Regions from separate parts of the Homo sapiens genome. Here region 1 is linked to region 2. The links are chromatin contacts, found by Hi-C or POLR2A ChIA-PET in ENCODE. All regions are on one chromosome and are shown on one strand. Each heading gives the region's core, a stretch centred on a gene start or an enhancer-like site at or near the end of the contact. The rest is flanking DNA. Distances are from core to core; before and after follow the strand shown. Region 1 holds the start of LINC02811 (long intergenic non-protein coding RNA 2811). Region 2 has its middle 9.5 kb from the start of HPCAL4.

Evidence for each region. A loop is a pair of places that touch in the nucleus more often than their neighbours do. ChIA-PET counts read pairs that join two places held with the same protein, here RNA polymerase II (POLR2A). Pooled maps may share reads with other maps.
Region 1: a loop to region 2 is called in a pooled map, with 4 times the contacts of the local background. The contact joins the promoter of LINC02811 here to the enhancer-like site in region 2. A Hi-C loop is called at or near these places in 2 of 168 maps with a recorded cell type or tissue (Calu3 and HepG2), 1 of 37 single-sample maps with no recorded cell type and 4 of 50 pooled maps. POLR2A ChIA-PET finds 5 or more read pairs at or near these places in 2 of 52 experiments (B cell and T-cell).

Annotation. Positions count from the first base shown.
Region 1 is chr1:39,815,415-39,819,671 of GRCh38, reverse strand. LINC02811 (long intergenic non-protein coding RNA 2811) reads left to right here and starts at 2,212. Exons shown (of 4, transcript NR_186710.1): 1 at 2,212-2,423. RefSeq lists enhancers at 1,916-2,085, 1,934-2,929.
Region 2 is chr1:39,698,773-39,703,128 of GRCh38, reverse strand. No RefSeq gene overlaps it. Among named protein-coding and RNA genes, the nearest start is that of HPCAL4, 9.5 kb to the right of the region's middle. RefSeq lists an enhancer at 1,661-2,313. Within about 2 kb of position 1,933, at least 7 of the 41 ENCODE cell types and tissues checked have a DNase peak (open chromatin) inside an H3K27ac peak, as active enhancers do.

The DNA.
Region 1 (4,257 bases), core at 963-3,462, 120 kb before region 2:
TTGTGCAGCGGGAGGCCAGAGCCGCGCCCTGGCACCTGGCAGGCAGCCCAGCCCCACCGTTGAGAAAATACCTACAACAAAGGCATCCTCCCACCAACAAAGGCGTCCTCCCACCAACAAAGGCATCCTCCCACCAACAAAGGCGTCTTCCCACCAACAAAGGCGTCCTCCCACCAACAAAGGCGTCCTCCCACCAACAAAGGCGTCCTCCCACCACACTGGCCACCTCTCCTTGTCCCTGCAACTCCTTGGCTGAGGAATCTGACTTCTGGGCCAGGACAGGTTGGGTCCTTACATGGCCTCAGGAGGCTACAGAGAGGCCTTGGGGCCCAGCCTGGAACACCTTCCTGGCTCTCCTGGGTGGACGTCCCAGAGAGTGGTCCTGGTTCACCCCACATTGCATAGACTCCAGGCCAACTGCCACCCGGGCACGGTGCTGCGCTTCCTGAGCCTCCGAACACTGCCATCCTCCTCCATGATGTCCGAGGCAGGTGGCTTCACAGATCTAGGTCCTGGAATCCCCCCAGCCAGGAGCTCCCCCTCAGAGCAGTGGCTTGTCTTATGTGCACTCTGGACACAGGTGTGTCTGTGGTGAACAAGAAATGGCCCTGCAAAGGAATTTGGACATAATCCACAATGGGCGTTTGGGAGAGTCAGTCTGGACTGGGGCCTGGGAGAATGAAAAGTCAGGAGCCCCTGAGACTCCAAGAGTGTTGGCATGGGTCTTGGCGGACATATCTTAAGCAAAGCACTAGAAGCTCCTCTGAGAGGTCCAGCCTCCTGAGGTGGTAGCCCATGGCCAATTCCATCCCTCCTTCTCCTGAGCAACACCTGAGGGCCATGGGTTTGGGGAAAAGACCAGCTTGCTGCAACTCTTTCATTCAAATAGCAACTGGCCCTGGAGCTCCAGGCCAACATCAAGCCTTGCTCCACCCCTGCGCTTTAGGGACTGTTGCCATCAGGGCACTGCCAACCTATGTGGTGCTCATGATGACTCAGAAATAAGAACCTGTTTCCTCTAGGCTGATACAGCCCTGCTCCAGCCCCCAGCAGTGCCAAGTGGAGCAGGGTGTGGACTGGCCTTCAACCCCGCTCACCTCTCCTCTATATGGTCTTGTGCAGACCCATCCTGCACTGTCTTATGCAGGTGCAATGCCTGTTAGGATAATCCCAAACATGACCCTGGGCCCCTGATCCCCAGGCCAAACCCCACCCCCTGACCTGGATATTCCCTGGGCTGACAAAAGGAGTTCGGCCAGGGAAGGCTCCTCTTCACTGGCCCAAACCAGCTTCAGACAGCGGGGCAAGGATGTAGGAGCCTTCTTCCCAGCAGAACCCCCGGCCCTGGAGTGGCCCCAGATGAGGCAGCTCCCATCTGTGTGGGTAGCCCTGAGGCTATCCTGAGGGCAGGATGCTGTGCAGGGGAGGAACGGACCTCCATTATGTGATTCTGGGTGGAAGGTAAACAAACCCTGGTTAGGCAGAGGTGGCACAAGCCCACAGCCTTGGGCTCAGCCTTCTGTCTCCCGAGCTCACTGCTCAGTGCCCAGTCCCAGGAAGCCCACAGGCTCTAGGCCTAGCCTGCCTCAATTTCCATTTGTTCCGCCCCCTCATGCACCTCAGGGCCCAGGGTGGCACCAGTGCCCACCACAGAACCAGGCTCAGAGCACATGTGGCACAAATGCTCATGGGATGAATGACGGACTAAAAGAATCATCCAGGCTGGGTGGGCATGGTGGCTCACGCCTGTAATCCCAGCACTTTGGGAGGCCAAGGCAGGAGGACTTGAGTCCAGGAGTTCAAGACCAGCCTGGGCAACATAGCAAGACCCTATCTCTACAAAAAAATTAAAAATCAGCCAGGTGTGGTGGTGCATGCTTGTAGTCCAGATACTTGGGAAGCTGAGCCCAAGAGGTCAAGTCTGCAGGGAGCCATGATTGCACCACCGCACTCCAGCTTGGGCGACAGAGCAAGACCCTGTCTATAAAAAAGAATCATCCAAAGGAAGAGGGCGCTCCTGAGGCAGGTGTGGGCATGGGCACCGTAGCCCGTAGCCGCAGCTCCTCCACTCCTGGCTTGGGCCTCTAAGCCTCACTTCCTCTCCCGTAGAACACTCATGAGACACACCTGCCTCGTGTGGGCCTGGGCAGCTTGCTGTTACTAATAAAACAGCAGCAACACAGGACAGCTTCACTTCCTGAAACTCCCTCTGTCACGTGCTTTGCATGAATCCTCACACCGTCTCACCAGGGGCGCTCTCCCAGTTTCACCAGTGACTTGGTGACAACCAGCATCGCTCACGAAGCGTCAGCCGTATCCTTTCTGTGTGCAGTGGGGTGTGGGTTGTGTGGAGCCGCGGTGTCTGTGGAATTCACAGGCTGGGGCCGGAATCCATGGCCCCCGTCGCCGCTGCCACCCCCCAGGTGCTGGGGTGACCTGATCCAGGGTTGGGGTCTAAGCTGCTGGGGGGTTGGAGTCTTGGGCTCTGGCCCACGTCCGCCTCTGATTGGTTCTACCACCTGAGCTGGTCACTGTCCCTCCATGGGCCTCAGCTTACCCTATGGTAAAGTGAGAACTAGGGGGTCAGACTCCTTGATCACCAAGATCTCTGACCACAGCCAAGGCTAAGGGAAGCGCAGGAAAACGTGGGTCCCGTTCAAATTCCCGGCCTCTCTCTGCCCCCTGGTGGACACAAACAGCCTAGCATCTCGGGGGAGATGACGGTGGGAACCAAGTGGTTCCCAGGGACTTGAGGACTGGCTTGTGACCTCTGCTAAGACTCTCACCGCTGAGTCACAGTCCCCATCTGTTAGATGGGGGTGACAATAGAACCAACACTATTAGGATGTTTTGAGGATTAAGTGCTGTGACAAATGGGAAACACTTGCTACTGAGCCACGCACATACAAAGTGTCCAATAAATGTTAGTCATCACTCTCACCCCGCCTTCTCCCTAACCTCTATATCCCATCAGTCACCAAGTGCTGCTGCTTCTTGCCCCTCTCGCACCCCCTGCATCCCTAGATGACGTCACATCATCTCCCTCCTGGATTCCTCCAAGGTTCACCACCTTCTCCCCAACCCCTCCAGCCATCCTGTGCCCCCACTCAGGGACCTCAGCTGTCCACTCCACAAGCCCAGACCTGAAAATGCCCCACTGTAGTCAGTTGTCCAAGTGCTTCAGCCCTGTCCTCAGGGACCCTGCCCCACCCCCATTCAGCCTTGGTCACCCTGAGCCTTTCTGTTCCCTGTATTCTGACCACACTCAGCTCCCAGCACCCTCTACTCAGGCCCAGTGCCTGCCTCCCAGGCAAGTCCAATTAAGGGATGCCTGATTAGTCTTTGCTTCCTTCCTCCTCCCCTAGCTCTGCAGGAGCCCAGAACCTCCCTAGGCCTCAGTTTCCTTATCTGCCAAATTGGACTGCAGGAGGATGAAAAGAGAGAATATGCTGAAGTACCTAGCCTAGAGTAGCCACTCCACAGAGGCAGGTGCCTGCAGCTGGGATGGAGGGTTCAGCTCTGTCACAGCATATTAGGAAATCATAACCTGCCATTTAGAAGGTGAGGGGTGAGATATAAAGAGAGCTCCAAGGCCCCACTGCAGACCCAACCCTGGCAGTAGTGTGCTCTGAGCAGTGAGTACAGACGCGACCTCCAGGCACAGCACAGAGCTGAGTTAGCCTCCTCCATGTGATCTCTCTCTCTCCATCCGCTGCAGGACCAGGTGTTCTCCACCTGGCTCAGTGGCTCCAGGGAGCAGGACAGGGACTAAAGTGCTGACAGCCCTGACTGTGATTTAGGAGGAGGGAGGCACACGAAATGAGGCAGACCCCTTCTGAACCTCTGTCAGGGCTGGGGTCAGAGATACAGACTGGAGTCCTAAGGGCCTGTACCCAAAGTCTGGGAGCCAAAGAGGGGGAGCCCTCAGTGGTCCTCCAGTTTATTTGGGGAAACTGAGGTGGGAATTGGGAAAATAAGTTCCTTAGGGTTACACAGAGCCTTCATTAACTCAACACATTTTTTCTTCTACTTAATATTTTGGCCAAGTAATATATTCGCGTCATTCAAGAAATCAACTATTTCTTCAAAGAATTGATATCCCTTAAGAAGTCTCAGCTGGGCACTGTGGCTGACACCTGTAATCCTAATAATTTCGGAGGCCAAGGCGGGAGGATTACTTGAGTCCATGAGTTCAAGACCAGCCTGGGCAATATAGTGAGACCTTGTCTCTAAAAAATGAGCAAAAAATTAGCCAGG
Region 2 (4,356 bases), core at 684-3,183:
AAATCCTCAAATCCTACAATAACCCTCATAGCCACATACAGAAAGTACTATAATTGAACTAGTTTTAAAGATGAAATAGAAACTCAAAGAGATTTAGTGACCTGCCTGAAGTCACATGGCTGGTGAGTATGGAGCCTCCTCTCTGTGCATCCTTGGTCCATGATCTTAACTGCTATTCTAATCTCCCAGGTCCACAACACATGAACCCCTACTGTACTCATGGGCTTGAGCACCCAAAAGGTAGGGCAAGAAGACTGGATTCCCCTGGCTGGGTATAATCTCTTAATGTCCCCTTGGCTTCTAATACATGCACCTAAGGATCCCTGTCTGGCCCCCAGCACCTGTGAGTCAATCAGCCCATCACAGGTCCTAGTAGCAAACTGGGCATCTCTGGAGACCACAAATGCTGAGATGTGGATGCCCTCACCAGGATGCATCACATTCCCAGCCATGACCTGGCCCTACTCCCACCACCTGGTCATCAGGAATGGATTCCATTTTCTGGGCTATCCCCATGTTCTGGTCTCTGGAACTTTTCATCCCCACAGACTCTCCCAGGAAGATACCCAGCTATCCTCCCTATCTAGCTTTAGAACTGCAAATCTCAGGGTACCAGAAAGAGTCCCCCCATGGTCTGAAGCATGTCTATATGCTCTCCTGGGGCTCTATTTCTGGCCCTTTGGTTCTGTGCTTTGTGAAATGAGAATAATAACAGCAAAAATATATAACAGTGTATGTGCCAGACAATGTCCCAAGCACTTAAGATGATACATTATCACATTTAATCCTCACGACGATCTTGTAAGGGAGGTTCTAGTCTTAACCCAGTTTTCGAAGTCAGCAAACTTAGAGGGAGGAGTGACTTGCCCAAAGTCACAGCATGAGTGAAGTGGGTGATGCAGCTGTGATAGGATTAAAGTCCCTGACTTTCCATCTCATTATCTCCTTGTGTGCCCTCCCTGCCCTTGCTGGGATAAAACACCACAAGGAAGAGCCTTCTCCTCACTGCCTGGCTCCCTCACCCACCTTCCCTTCAAAGGCCTCTATGGCCACTCAAAGGCCCCTTCAAAGTGAGGCCACAGTCCCCTCTGCTGGCAGCTGCCTCTCACCGCACCTCCTATCTCTGATCTTGCATGGCCCTTATTAGTTGAGAGGTGTTTGGCTGCGAGCCATAGAAACCAGCTCCGCCTAACTTAAGGGAAAAAATGGCGGGAAGTTGGAGAGGGAGAGCTGGCATGACATGTTAGAAGGTTCATGGGGGTGTCTCAGGGGCTCCCAGAAAGGGTTGAACAGCCAAGAAATTGTCACAGAAGGGCAGGCCTAGAACATCCCACAGCAAGGGATCATAGAGCTTTCTTCCTAGAACACTGCCCAGAGCATGTGATTCCACTGTGATGATAATGAGATTTCTTTCTTCTCCATTCAAAATTCCACACTCCCAGGAGACAACATCTGATTGGCCCAGCTTGAGCCAGGCATTTCCGCAAGTACAGACTGAGGCTGCAGGTGTGTGTGTGTGTGTGTGTGTGTGTGTGTGTGTGTGTGTGTGTGTGCAGGTGGCCAAACAATGGGGCAAGCACTGGTCTGAGTGGCTGAGCATCTCAGGGCCAGGATGAAGGAGGGGGCTCTGTGCCAGGGACTGGCGATGGCAGACAGAAGGAGATCAGTAAGGAAGCCAGCACCTGGATCAAGAGTGCCGATTCTTGTCGCTCTCCCACCCCTCTCCACTGTTAGTCCAAACCGCACCATTTTGTAAGCCCCCGCTGCCCCCTCCCCCGCCATCTCGCAGACCTTGGTCGAAGTGAAACATTCCATGGGGTACGGACTGTGAGAAACAGCCTGCCTCTTATCATATTCTGCTGGGAGAAAGTGCAAGGAACACCACATTCCGCCAGAACAAGGGCCAAAACCGCCTCAGCATGGGAACACGTAATCAACATCTTCCTGGGCAGCAAGCCATACTGCCCAGACCCCTCCCCCACATGCTTATAATTACCCCAGCCTGTAAGCAGCGGTGGGCTCTGACATTAAGCTGATCCCCCTACCTCCACAGGTTTTTGCAATATACCTGTGTTGCTGTAGAGCTGCCCTCTCTCTCTGTATGTCTTTCTTTAACCCTTGCCTTCCCTTTAAAAAACCTAACACCTTAATCCAGAGCCCACAAGTTCAATCACTTTTAGTTTACTGAAATTCTTCCAAATTAGTTAAATTTTCAATTTCACCTTTGACCCAAAGCTCTCTCCCAGCCCCTATTCTACGAGGGGCAGACTTACAGCTCTGGTGGCTGTGGGCAGGGAGGGAGCATTTCCACACCTACCACCTTCCTTGTGATTGCTTCTCTGCAGTGGGTTTTAGGAGGAGGAAGAAAGGAAGAAAAGGATTTCTCATGTGAATGCCAATGGTGAGTTGGGGCAGGCCGTTTTCTGTGGGCCATAATGTCTATTCCCCTGCATGAATAACCACACATCAGTTGCTTTCGTACCCAAGAGCAGGGGTGATTTTCTAAATACTTAATAGCCAGAATGGCACAGGCACCAACCCAGGTGAACAGTCACCTGCCAATCCCTGAGCAGGGTCCTGAAAGCTCCCTGCTGTGCCAGGTCAGAGGTAGGGGACAGCAGGGACTCCATTAGGTACTTCAAAAGTCCTGGGTGCTCTAGGGGTGGGGGCAGAGTGGCTGGGGTGGCAGGAAGCACTTGGGGAAGTGGCTATTTGCAAGCTGATATGGAAATGTTTCAATATTTTAACAATTGGTATGGCAGTTGAATTTTAGCCTTGCCGTCACGAATCCAATTCACTGTCTATACACTCAGCTGGCAGTGAGGTTTCTATAGGCCCTGCTGGTGAGATACTCAATCCTAAGCCATTCTTTTAGGTATTGATGGTCCCTTGAAACATAACTACATTTTTCTGTAGATCTCTAGCGGGCAGTATGCCATGTTTCTCTGCAGGAGTTTTAAAAAACATTCAGCTCCCAATTTCGTCTGGCCTCTTCACCCCCAGTTTCAGGATCTATAGCTGTGCTGTCCAATCTAATAACCACAACCTACATGGATTATTTAAATTAAAATTAATTTAAAAATTAAACTTAGGCTGGGCACGGTGGCTCACACCTGTAATCCCAGCACTTTGGGAGGCCGAGATGGGCAGATCGTAAGGTCAGGAGATAAAGACCATCCTGGCTAACATGGTAAAACCCTGTCTCTACTAAAAAGACAAAAAATTAGCCAGGTGTGGTGGCACGCGCCTGTAGTCCCAGCTACTCAGGAGGCTGAGGCAGGAGAATTGCTTGAACCCAGGAGGCAGAGGTTGCAGTGAGCCGAGATTGTGCCACTGCACTCCAGCCTGGGTGACAAAGTGAGACTCTGTCTCAAAAAAAAAAAAAAATTAAACTTAGTTTCTCATTTGCTCTAGTTACACTTCAAATGCTCAATAGCCCCATGTGACTAGTAACTACCATACTAGATAGGTTGAGTACCAAATTCTTCCATCATTGCAAAAAGTTCCACCGGTCACCACCAGGTTATAGGATCTACCTTCCATAAATCTCAGGAACTGACCACTTAAGGGCCCAGTCCTTACCCGCTCCAACTGGCATTTCCACCACACCTTCTCTCTTCAGTGCTTCTTCCCACCTCATCCCACCCTTGCCATTGCAGTACAGAGGCAGACTGATGCATTGTGTGGGTCAGCTGAGATACAACCTGAAAAAGACTTCCTTTCCTGATGATACCCCAAAACTTAATGAGCTAATTCTTAGGAGTCCCCCTCCCAGAGATTTGGGGAAGGGAACCATTTGAATACACCCACAAGAAATGAGAGGACACTACAGTCTGTCTCCCTTTACAATCATAGCACCCCTGTCTCAGCCCTCTATAGAAATCTAGGGTGGTGTAGAGAGATTGTTGGGCTAGTTCTGAAGTTGAGCATCTCTCCACAAACGCTGCAAGAAGGTGGCTGAAACTACAGTCTTCAGCAATCTGAATTTACAGTACCAGTCACTTGTCTGTTTGCTGTCAACACTATTCTCATCCTACTATGCTTCCCTCTGTATAGCAAGGGGCTAGAAGCCTGCAAACTACATTTCTCAGATTCCTTTATCAACTGACTTCCCATTAGGTTCTGCCAGCATGTGGCTCTTATGGGAGTTTGGAAAGAAGAAGGGAGAAGCCTGTTTTTCTTTCTCCAACAGTGGAAGGAGCAGCAGCAAAAACAATGGGCAGACTCCTAGCCCTCTTCCAGTGGCAGTGGTGGCAGGCACCCCAGCTGCCTTGGCAGCATGGCTCTTATGACCCCTAGCTCTGGCAATGACAGCCACAGCAGCAGGTGACTTCAGACTTCAGCACTGCAGCATCA